Regions from separate parts of the Homo sapiens genome. Here regions 1 and 3 are each linked to region 2. Evidence: chromatin contacts called from ENCODE Hi-C or POLR2A ChIA-PET data. All regions are on one chromosome and are shown on one strand. The core of a region is the stretch at or near the end of the contact, and the rest is flanking DNA. Distances in the headings are between cores, read along the strand shown.

What was found. Hi-C counts contacts between places; a loop is a spot of excess contacts on that map. ChIA-PET counts read pairs that join two places held with the same protein, here RNA polymerase II (POLR2A). Pooled maps may share reads with other maps.
Region 1: a map of ovary shows a loop between it and region 2 (9-fold over the local background). The contact joins the enhancer-like site here to the promoter of REXO2 in region 2. A Hi-C loop is called at or near these places in 2 of 168 maps with a recorded cell type or tissue (heart left ventricle and ovary) and 4 of 50 pooled maps. POLR2A ChIA-PET finds 5 or more read pairs at or near these places in 1 of 52 experiments (WTC11).
Region 3: a loop to region 2 is called in a map of naive thymus-derived CD4-positive, alpha-beta T cell, with 25 times the contacts of the local background. The contact joins the promoter of ZBTB16 here to the promoter of REXO2 in region 2. A Hi-C loop is called at or near these places in 2 of 168 maps with a recorded cell type or tissue (naive thymus-derived CD4-positive, alpha-beta T cell and ovary) and 6 of 50 pooled maps.

Annotation. Positions count from the first base shown.
Region 1 is chr11:114,039,203-114,043,089 of GRCh38, reverse strand. No RefSeq gene overlaps it. Among named protein-coding and RNA genes, the nearest start is that of ZBTB16, 19 kb to the left of the region's middle. Within about 2 kb of position 2,164, at least 11 of the 41 ENCODE cell types and tissues checked have a DNase peak (open chromatin) inside an H3K27ac peak, as active enhancers do.
Region 2 is chr11:114,437,235-114,440,917 of GRCh38, reverse strand. It overlaps REXO2 (RNA exonuclease 2), which reads right to left and starts at 1,451. Exons shown (of 7, transcript NM_015523.4): 1 at 1,243-1,451; 2 at 179-262. The coding sequence starts at 1,389.
Region 3 is chr11:114,058,127-114,061,757 of GRCh38, reverse strand. ZBTB16 (zinc finger and BTB domain containing 16) reads right to left here and starts at 2,047. Exons shown (of 7, transcript NM_006006.6): 1 at 1,876-2,047. RefSeq lists a silencer at 2,197-2,491.

The sequences.
Region 1 (3,887 bases), core at 915-3,414, 400 kb after region 2:
GCACTCCAGCCTGGGCAACAACAGCGAAACTTCATCTCAAAAAAAAAAAAAAAAATTAACACAGGCTTCCTGGCTCCCCATGGAGAGGTCAAAACCGGAGCCCCTGTAGATGGGGCAGGTGATGAGAAGCTTGCGAGCAAGGCCCAGGACTAGGGTGAGGCAAGTGAGGCAGCTAGGATGCAAAATTCAAAAGGTATCACTCTCGGAGCACTTGCGTGATTCTAAGTGTGATGCCTCCTTACATTTTGTACCATAATGCCACACACTGCCTCACCCAGTGCTGGCCCCGCCCATTGGAGTTTTTTGCAAGTTCTCTGTCCTTTTCTCTCATGTCATCTGATGCTTCTTTGTCTAGAAATAGCATTGAAATAACCAGAGAGTGAATTGATCTTGGAGGAGGATTTGGCCCACTCTGCCAACTTGTTTCTAGCCACCTCTTGGCAAGCTCCTCTCCAAATGGCCGATGGAATTATTTTCTAAAGGACAGATCTGTCACTCCCCTTCAAGGGCTCTTTTCATGACCTACATTTAAAAAAAAAAAACACCCTAAACAACTTGGCATGGCCTTTAAGACCTTTACACGTTGGCAGCATTCTCCTACCCCAGTGAACCGCTCCCCACTCCCTGACTCGGCCATGCACTATCATGCCTCCTCAGCTCTGGACAGACTGTGCCTTCTACTCGAGGCACCCTTCTCTGTCTGTCTAGACCAAAGTCATTTCTCCTTTGAAGTCTAACTCCAAGGTCACCTGTGCCCAGCACACTGCCTCACTTTCAGAAAGTCTGGAGAACATTTAGGTAGACAGATGAGAGGAAGAGAGAAGTTCCAAATTAGGAGAAGTGCAAAGATACTGAGACTTTTGCAGCACCTTAGATTACAGATTTCCTTCGGCACGTTGCCACTGAGAAGGCTAAGGAGGAGGATGGTGAATGTGGTGAGGAGAGATGAGGGATGAATATAAGTCCTTGCACATGTGTATTGGGATATGGCGGACCAGTTGACAGCCAGCGTAAGGTCCTCTTTCCTCATTAGTCCTGGGAAATCCATCCGTGTGCCATGGAATTTTAAAAGGCCGGAAGATACTACCTCTGGCTGACAGTTTGTTTGGGGTGACCCGCCCCCATCCTTCTCCTTTGGTTTCCTCTTCGCCATGATTGTCTCAGAAATTGGAAAGAATCGGCCAGACGCGGTGGCTCACGCCTGTAATCCCAGTACTTTGGGAGACCAAGGCGGGCGGATCACGAGGTCAGGAGATCGAGACCATCCTGGCTAACACGGTGAAACCCCGTCTCTACTAAAAATACAAAAAATTAGCCGGGCGTGGTCACGGGTGCCTGTAGTCCCAGCTACGCAGGAGGCTGAGGCTGGAGAATGGCGTGAACCCAGGAGACGGAGCTTGCAGCGAGCTGAGATTGTGCCACTGCACTCCAGCCTGGGCGACAGTGCAAGACTCTGTCTCAAAAAAAAAAAAAAAAAGAAAAAGAAAGAAAGAAAAGAAAAGAAAAGAAATTGGAAGGAATCAGGCCAGTCAAGGTGGCTCACACCTGTAACCCCAGCACTTTGGGAGGCTGAGATGGGCAGATCACTTGAGGTCAGGAGTTCAAGACTAGCCTGGCCAACATGGTGAAACCCCATCTCTACTAAAATTAAAAAAAAAAAAAATAGCCAGGCATGGTGGCGTGTGCCTGTAGTCCCAGCTACTCGGGAGGCTGAGGCATAAGAATCGCTTGAACCCAGGAGACAGAGGTTACAGTGAGCCGAGATCATGCCACTGCACTCTAGCCCAGGCAACAGAGCGAAACTCTGTATAAAAAAAAAGAAAAAAAAGAAATCAGATGTGAACCCAACTCATTCCTGGTGGCCAGAGGGGTATCCAGATCTAGGAGGTTAGTGCTAGGCACAGGGTTGGGATCCTACCAAGCCAGCCAGCCAGGGCCTCCCAGGGCTCCTGCCCTACATTCCCTGCGCAAAAGGGGGTTGGGGAGTTATCTTTAGTACTTAGCCTGGGCAGAGCTAACTTTATAGCCTGGCTAAGTGTGAGTCACTCTTTGAACTAACTTGTTTATATAGTATTTTCCCGTGACAACCTGGATCCTAGTTGTTGGTTGTAAAATGAAACCAGGTTTCCCGGGACCTCCCCAATCTACCCAGGGCCCATTTTTAGACTTTGCCTTTTAGCATTCAGGCTTCCTCAAGCCGCCGGGGTCAGGGATATGTAACTGGTTTGCAGGCTTAACATGCAGGCTGTACAGAGCCCAGACTCTGGCGGCTCGCCTCCTCCCCATTTTTTGTCTAAGTTGCCATCTATTTGTTTCCCCTCCTCCTCTGTGTTTCAACTTTTCTGTCTTCTTTGCATGATCTTGAGAATCAAGCCAAAGTCAGGCTGACATTTTGGCCTGGTCTCCCCAAGGAACTCAGATCTGAGATCTTTGTTCCTGGAAAGAAAGTTTATGTATGTGTTGGTTCAGAAGAGGCTTTGGGGGAGAAAGGACAGACATGAATGCTGTGATAACAATAATTATAGTCATAGATAATAATGATGTCTACATTTACAGAATGCTAACTCCATAGTAACTAGGCTGAGTGAGTGATTTCTCATGCTTTTTCACAGTTAACTTCACAACAATCCTAGAAGATGGGTTTGGCTGCTATATACCCATTTTAAAGACGGGTATTTCCTATAGTCTGAACGTTTATACACCCCCTCAAATTCATGTGTTGAAACTTAATCACCAAGGTGATGATATTAGGAAGTAGGCCCATTGGAGTGTGAGTAGGTCATGAGAGTAGAGTCCTCATGAATGGGATTAATGTTCCTATAAAAGAGGCCCCACAGAGCTGCCTTATCCCTGCCACCACGTGAGGACACAACCAGAAAGCACCATGTAGGAACCGGGAAATGGGCCTTCACCAGAATGGAATCTACCAGCCCCTGGATCTTGGTCTTCTCAACCTCCAGGTCTGTGAGAAATAAATGCTCAATGTTTATAAGTCACTCAGTTTATGACGTTCTGTTATATCCATCCCAAAGGTGGAAGACAGTGTTATACCTATTTCCAAATGAGAAAATTCAGGCTCAGAGAGTGACATTTGTAGCTAAGTTCACACAGCTAATAAATGGCGTTGGTGTCTGGATCAGTCTTAGAAGCTTTAGCTCTTACAATTTGGGTGACCCTAAGCAAGTCACTTCATCTCTCTGAGCATCAGCTATATTGCATCTGTTACCAAAAACAAACAAACAAACAAAAAAGGCAAGAGAGTCCTACTTACTTTACAAGATAGTTAGGATGATTGCATGGGATGAGGAATGAGAAGAGCTCTGTAAGTGTTGGTAATCATCCTTATGAAATCTGAAACCCCGTGAGATCTGGGATAGAACAGAGTAACATAAGAGACTGGGAATTTTTTTCACTTATAAAAATTATTTAAATGTTTTCTTGTTTTGATTTGAGGCCATCTCTTCTGTTTTGAGAGATTATCATCCCAGAACTATCTCTCCTTGTTTTTTTACAATCCAGTCTCGGATAGACCACGGGACTTGATGCTCTTTAAAAGATGGTTTTATTTGAGCCTTACGCCTATCTTGGGAGTTAAGTAGGACAAATATATCATCCCCATTCTGCAGGCAGGAAAATTGACATAATAAGTGGCTGTCAGGAGGTTGCTCAGAGCTGGATTTATTCTGGTCCTCCTTGCATTCCTTCACATTTCTATTGTAGGAACCTGGGCAGGTGACAGGGCCAGGTGGGGTGAGGGAGGTTTTGGTGGTGAGTATCGTAGGGGAAGATCCTAGGATCTCCCTTAGAGGCCACCATCAGCTTATCAGAATGTGCATATGCCCCTCATTAAAATCGTTTCTATAAAACTGCATAACATGTGAGCTGTG
Region 2 (3,683 bases), core at 202-2,701:
CTAGGCTGTGAGATGGATTACTTTGGTTCTAGTACCACCCCTACCATGACCTAGCACATTACCTTAACCCATATAGACCTCAACTTTCTTATTTTTTAAATAAAGAAGCTGGAAAAAATGATGGTTATATTTCCAGTGCCCTTTAAAAAGTATGACTGTATTACATGGCATCACGTACTTCAGCCAAAATGTTGAGATCAGAGTCAGTTATCAGACAGGCCATCTCAATAATCTGGTCCTTCTCAATGTCCAATCCTGTCATCTGCAATTAAAAATAAATATATAACACACACAAAGCCATCATTCTGGCCTCTTTTACCCAAGTTTATTTAACAGGAATTCCCTCAAACATAGTCAGCTTGTAATCCATAGCCGAAACAGAAGAGAAAGAATGCTCCTCGGGCAACTACTGAAGGTACTAAACACGAGTCCTCGTTTATTCAACAAACATTTACCAAGGGCCTGCTATTTGTCAAGCACTGAGATTCTACTCCGGGACAGATGCAAAGTAAGTAAAACTGAGTGCTGACATCACTCAGTTTTGGAAGAGTTGGATAACTACCACCACCACGTCTCTGCAGAGTTTACAAAGTTTTCACATTAATTACACCACTGGACCTTCACAATCTAATGGAAAAACTACTGTTATTATCCTCACTTCATATAAACTGAGGCTCAACGGTGGGAGGAGCCCTTGTTTCGGGCATGGAAAGCCTGAAGGGATAGGAACTGGGTTCTGGTCTCAACTCAGACTCTCACTAACAGCACGACCTTGAATGAGTTGAATCCTTTCTGTGGGCCTCAATGTTCTCACTTATGGAATGAGGGGTAAGGCTGAGTCATCTCCGGAGTCCCGTCTGGCCCTAACAACCTAGGGTCCTTTAAGGATTTAGTTGGGGGAAGCTGGGAACAGAGCCGCTGCCCCCGCCCCCACTCCAGTGACCCAAGCCCAGAGACGCCAGAGCGTTAGGAAAAGTCCACATCTGGGCGGAGGGGTAGGGAGGAGAAGAAGCCACACGGAGGACTCCTCCCTTGTGGAAAGAAGCCCTACAGCGCAGCACGGCGCCCAACACCCGCAGGACTCCTGCCTCCGGACTTGCCCTGCACCGCCCGTGGCCGGCCGCGCTCACCTGCCACACCTGAGACCCAGACCCCCAACGCTCTCCCAGGACGGGCTCGACTCCTCGGTTCCACGAGCGAAACCTCACTCGCCTCCCCAAGCCCCCCGCCGACCTCACTCACCTCCAGGTCCACCCAGACCATCCGCTGAGCCATGCTCTCCCCTGCCGCCATGGCTGCGCCACCTTCGCGGACACCTCGGGCCCCGAACCGTCCGTGACTCCCACCTACACCCCGCAACAGCCTGGAGCCCAGGGAGCCGCCTAGCATCACCCGGGACCAGCAGCCACGGCCCCAGTCTCGCAGCCGGCGCTGGCGCAGGCGCAATAGTCGCTAAACGTCGCAAACCCACGGGGAGGCGCACGAGCTGAAACCACACGTCCCAGCGTACGGTGCGCCGGCTCGCCCTCAACAGCCTGGCTTGGCTGCCGAAGGGAATGATGGGACTTAGAGTCTCACCTGCGGTTGCGACCAGATGCCCCACCCCCGCCACGTGTTTTTCTGGTGTTACTGGACGCGCTTGTTTTTCACTGCTAAGTTTGTTTGCTTCCAGGAGTTATTTCCTGAGTTTTGGTTAGTTGTAACCGCGCAGTTAAAAAAGAACTCTTACTTTGGTTGGTTGGAAAAGAGCTGATTATCTCTGTATGACATTTTTTTCATGTATATCTTTCCTTCTTTGCATTTCTTTTTCTTTTTTTACTTACCTGCCCCTCTATTCCACAAACTGGATATTTTCCTCATTTATTTGGGACCAAGAGGCAGTGTGCTTTTGGGGGCCAGAAGGCCATTAACATTATCATCAAATCATTTAGAAATATTTAAATAAGATCTTGTCTGAGAAATCATTTAGCACGTATCAGGTGTTCAGTCAAAGTTAGTTACCTTCCTTCTTTTTCTTATGGGAAAGCGGTCCAGATCCAGACCCAAAGAGTGGGTTCTTGGACCTCCTGCAAGAAAGAATTCAGGGCGAGTCCATAAAGTGAAAGCAAGTTTATTAAAAGTAAAGAAATAAAAGAATGCCTACTCCATAGGCAGAGCAGGGGCATGGGCGACCGAGTATACTTACACTTATTTCTTGATTATATGCTAAACAAGGGGTGGACAATACCGGGAACTGAGGGTTCTCCGCTTTTAGATCATATAGGGTAACTTCCTAAGGTTGCCATGGCATCTGTGAACTGTCATGGCGCTGGTAGGAGTGTCGTTTAGCATGCTAATGTATTGTAATTACTGTATAATGAGTAGTGAAAATGACTAGAGGTCACTTTGTCATCTTGGTTTTAGTGGGATTTGGCCAGCTTCTTTACAGCACCCTGTTTTGTCAGCAAAGTCTATTGTGACCCGTATCTTATGCTGACTTCCTATCCCTTCCTGGCACTTAGAATACCTAACCTCCTAGGAATGCAGCCCAGTAGGTCTCGGTGTTATTTTACCCAGCCCCTATTCAAGATAGGGTTACTCTTCAAATGCCTCTGACAATTTGGCCAAGGATTATCCCTTATTTCTTATGAAATGCGGCCTGCATTTCAGTTCACCTATTAGGTGTCTGCATGATGACAACTTGCTACTCTGTTCTTAAAAGTTCTCAAAGTTAAATTTCGTCCTCCTATAACAAATCTATGCAGCAAACTAACTTAAAATGAACTAAAACAGTTCTGCCTGCTCTGCCATCTTCTTGGGCTTTGATCCAGGTGTCTTTAATCTCCTGCAATGACTGCTATAATGTCTATCATTTCTAGGAGTCCAGGTGGCCAGCATCAGGACCTTTAGGCCCTGGAGTGTCAAATTTTGTGAGTCTCTTAAATCTTGGCTATTCAGTAACAGATTTGTGGCAGAGTGCCGCTTTGTCACAAATATCAATCTCGGCTTTGAATTATAACCTCTATGTATTTTTCTGAAAGCCATATTGCTACTCATTACAGAGCTTGTGGTCCATCCTACCTGGTTTTATGAGAGAGAAACTTTGTTGCCTAATAGGAGCTTTAAGGAAAGTGTAGGGTACTGGATTTCACCTTCTACTGATTTTGTGTACCCAACCCACCACCTGCAAGGGCCTAGAGAAACTCTTTGAAGGGCCATCAAAAGGTATGCACAGATTATACACATAAAGACTTACTGTGCACAATGCGTATATATTTTACCTGCATTGCCTGATGTCGCATTGTTTTACTATACCTTTTTACTCATTTGTGGCCTACTTTATGAAAAATGGTGTGCATTTCTTCTTTAGTTTTTTCTTAGCTTTAAACTCAATTCATAGAAAGTAGAGTCAGTTGAGGCCAGGCACGGTGACTCACACCTATAATCCCAGAACTTTGGGAGGCTGAGGCGGGCACATCACGAGGTCAGGAGTTCGAGATCAGCCTGGCCAACATACTGAAACCCCGTCTCTACTAAAAATACAAAAATAAACTGGGCATGGTGGTGCATGCCTGTAGTCCCAGCTACTCGGGAGGCTGAGGCAGGAGAATCGCTTGAACCCAGGAGGCGGAGGTTGCAGTGAGCTGGATCACGCCACTGCACTCCAGCCTGCACAGCAGAGCAAGACTCTGTCTCAAAAAAAA
Region 3 (3,631 bases), core at 798-3,297, 380 kb after region 2:
GGCCTCTCCCAGAGCCTGTTCGGGATCAATAAGAGGGCTCCTAGACTCCAAACCTCGCTTACAGGAGTGTTAGAAAGACCGCGCAGGCCCAGGACCCTCCCCGTGTCTGTCTTACAGCGACCAATATTGCAGTGAATGCACTGAGAGCAAGGAACAGCAAGGTCTCTCCCTCACTCTTCGAACACTGCTTGCTTGCCTCCACCCCCAGAAGGAGCTCTATCAGTTCAGGAGCCACCAAGCTCACGCAGAAAGGATTCACAGGACGGCTGGTCAAGACATTTTTGCTGCCCGCCCCGGGGTGGGGACGGAGGCCGTCAAGGTTGGGATGAGCATTCAGCCGAGCCGAGCCACCGCGTGCTTTCCCGCAGACATCGGGGTTTCTGAGAACTAGGAGGGAACAGCCAAAAGAATGGAAGCTTGGCGCCCTGAAACAAGCCTTTTGGGTCCTGAGGGAAATCTGGGCGCCCACGGGCAGCCGTCTCCCCCACCCGCCGCTCGGCGCCCGCGATCCGGCTGGCGCTGGCTGCAGCGTCCAGCCAGGCGGCGCGGGGAAGAGCCGGCGATAACCCGCCCGAGCTCCGGGGATCGACCGCGCTCTCACACCCCCCCAGTTCCCAGCGACCCCCACCGAGACTTGGAGACGACTTCAGCAAACTTGGGGAAGCAACTTTTCCCGAGGAGCTAGACTCCTGAAAGAAGGAGAGCTGAGCTAGGGACGAGGGAAAGCGAAAGAGACGGGGAGGAACGGCGACAGTCCGGGCGGGCTGGACTCCGCGGCGAGAGCGGCAGGGGAGGCGGACCCGCCCCGCGGCGAAGGGGAAGCACAAAAGCCCCGCAGCGAGTTGTGGGAGGAAAGGCGAGAAGGGGTCTGCCCGCCCTCCCTCTCCGACCCAGGGCCGTGACCCCCTGGGAGCGACCGGCTGGGTCCCAGGCCTCTGGCCAGCGGCGCCAGCGGCCAGCGCGCCCGGCCCAAGCACGGTGCGAGCGTCTCGGGGAGGCGGCGAGCGAGTCGGTGCGGAGCGCTCCGTGCGTCCGGGTGGTTCCGCGGGCCGGCGGGACCGTGCGCATTTCAAGCGCGTGCGGGAGTGTGCGAGGCGCTGTGCGAGCTAGCGGCGGGCGCGCCAGGGTGGGAAAGGCATCCCGAACGCATCAGGTGCAGAGACCGGCACCCACCGAGAGCGGCCGGGAGCGCACGGCGAGCTCCGGTGTCACCGCCGGTCCCGCCGAGAGCCGAGGAGGGCCCGCAGCGCTGCAGACCCTCTGGAGCTTCCCTCCCTCCCCTGCAAAAGGGGGGTGGGGATCAAGTCCAATCAAGAAAAAGCCCACCACGTTTTCTCAAAGAGAAACAAAACGTAAGCAGTCCCAGTCCTGCTCCCCTCCGCCCCCAGATCTACTCGTCAGCTCCTCCGATTCTAGCTTCCCAGCCGGCCGGCGAATAAACACACAAATAAATAAACCACAACCTTATCTTGCGCCCGCGCACCGGTCCGCATACATAAGAGCACCCACGGGCTCTGTTGCTCCGCCAGCCCCTGGCGGTACAAAGCCTCCGGATCCCCGACCCCTCTGCTCACGCCCTCAGCCCCCGCACACCGCTACGCCCCCCACCTCTCACCCCGACCGTGCCCTGAAGAGGAAGGGCTGGGGAGGCAGCTGCGCCCAGGCTGACAGCCGGGGCTCCCCCTTCTAGCCGACCCCCAACCGGTGGCGGCGACGGCTGCAGCGGCAGGAAGGGAACACGCCAAATAAAAAAGGCACAAGCCCAGCGGCCGAGTGGCCGAAGCGAGCGCGCGCCCCCCAGACCTCTCCAGCCCCGGGAAGCCCCGGCGCGCGGCGCTCGCTGGGCGGTGCGCCTCTTCCCGGCCCCTCACTCACCGCAGCCGAGCCGGGCACTGTGGGGTGGGTGTGCGTGCCTGTCGGGGGGTGTGTGCCTGTGTCGGGGAGGGGTGTTGCTGGGGAACTGTTGCTCTCCGTATCACGGCGGCAGCGACAGCATCGCCCGGCAGTTCGCAGTACCCGCTCTCATCGCCCTCAACTCCTCTCTGCTGCGAGGTTAGCAAATCACCACCGGCTGCTGCGCCTCCGCCGCGTCCCACGTCAACGCCGAGCCCCCTCCCCTGCAAGGCCCCGGCGCCTCTCCATCTTTAGTGCTGGCGGCCGAGCCCGGCTCCCTGCCCACAGCTGCCCCCCTTCCCTCCCCCCTCCCGCGCCGTCCCCGGGCTCAGCCCGCCCACCACCCCGCACTGGCCGAGCCCGCGCGCGCTCCCCGCCCCACCCCTCCTTTCCCCTCCCCTCCCTTCCCCTCCCTTCCCCGCGCTCCGCGCTCCGGGCTTCGCCTGACATCTAGCTGCTGCTGGGGCGCCGGCGGCCGCCTCTCACCGGCCGAGCGGAGAGGAAGGAAGGAGCCAGAGGACAGGAGTGCATGGGGACTCAGAATCCTTAATAGGGGAACTGAGGGTGAAGGGCGCGCAGCAGCCCCCACCTACTCCCAAGATTTTAATTTGCACTGGATACGGGTTTTGTCCCCCCCTCCCCGCACCCCGGTGCTCAAGCACGCAGTTTTGTCTCCTCTTCCAATGTTTGCCCCAATTCAGTGCGTGTCATCTCGCCTTTAACTTTTTTCTCATGGCTCGGGGCTGCAGTCCCCCTGACATCTGTTTTAAAAGGCCGCTTTCCTAGCCCAAACCCGGCCCTCTCATCCTCCTGGTTACTGCGCGCCTCCCGGCTTGAGCATCCGGATTTCAATAAGTCTCCCGAGGCAGAGTTCGCGGGCGCTAGTGAACCAGGTGCCAGAAGGTCCGCGGGGATCTATTGTCGAAGCGAGACACCCGTTTTTAGCTGTCGCGATTGCTGGAGGCCAAGGTCGAGTCCTGGGAGAAACTTTTCTCTCTCCCAAACCTTGGACAGCCTCTCGGCTCTGCCCTCATCCTACCCCCCCGCCCCCCAGCAATCTGGGTGGAAACAGTTCCCGAGAACTGCGCCCAGCTCAGTGCACAGTCTTCAGGGGGCAGGGGGAAGCTTGGACAACCTCTGGGCCCCTCAAAAGTGTGTCCTCCTTCAGCTGGCCGCCCTACTTCAGAGGGTAGAGCAGCCAAAGAAAATGTACTCTTCCTCTGACTGCAGAAAGCTGCCCTCTCCCCTTTTCCCTGGAGCTGAGCGAAGGTAGGGTGCCAGAGGCGGGAAGCGCTCTTCGGGCACGGGCTGTGGATTCTGACCGAAGCCCAGGAGGTTGGGGTGGGAGGTGGGGGTGGCCGAGAGCGCCATCCAGGGTTCTCAGGCCAGTCAGCCCTCGAGGTCACGCGGTTTTAGCAATGCGGAGCTTATGTCACCAAGGCCTGAGTCTGCATGTTCTGTCCGTGACTCACGGGTGGGCCAGAGGTTTTCCGCAGGACTCACCTAGAATCACACCTCCATGCGTGCCTCTGGCACTGCCCCAGACCCAGTCCCATGAACTGTAGGGTCATGGAAGGTGGCAGAAATCTGTATCTGTTCGCTGAAGGCCAGGCGGTAGAGTTTACACATCGGAACTGATCCGGGTTCACAAGAGCCGCTCATGAGGCAGCCCCAAAGACGGGTCATTCCATCCCAGCAAGAGCCACTCCTGACTCTTAAGAGCAGGGAAAGCTCAGCC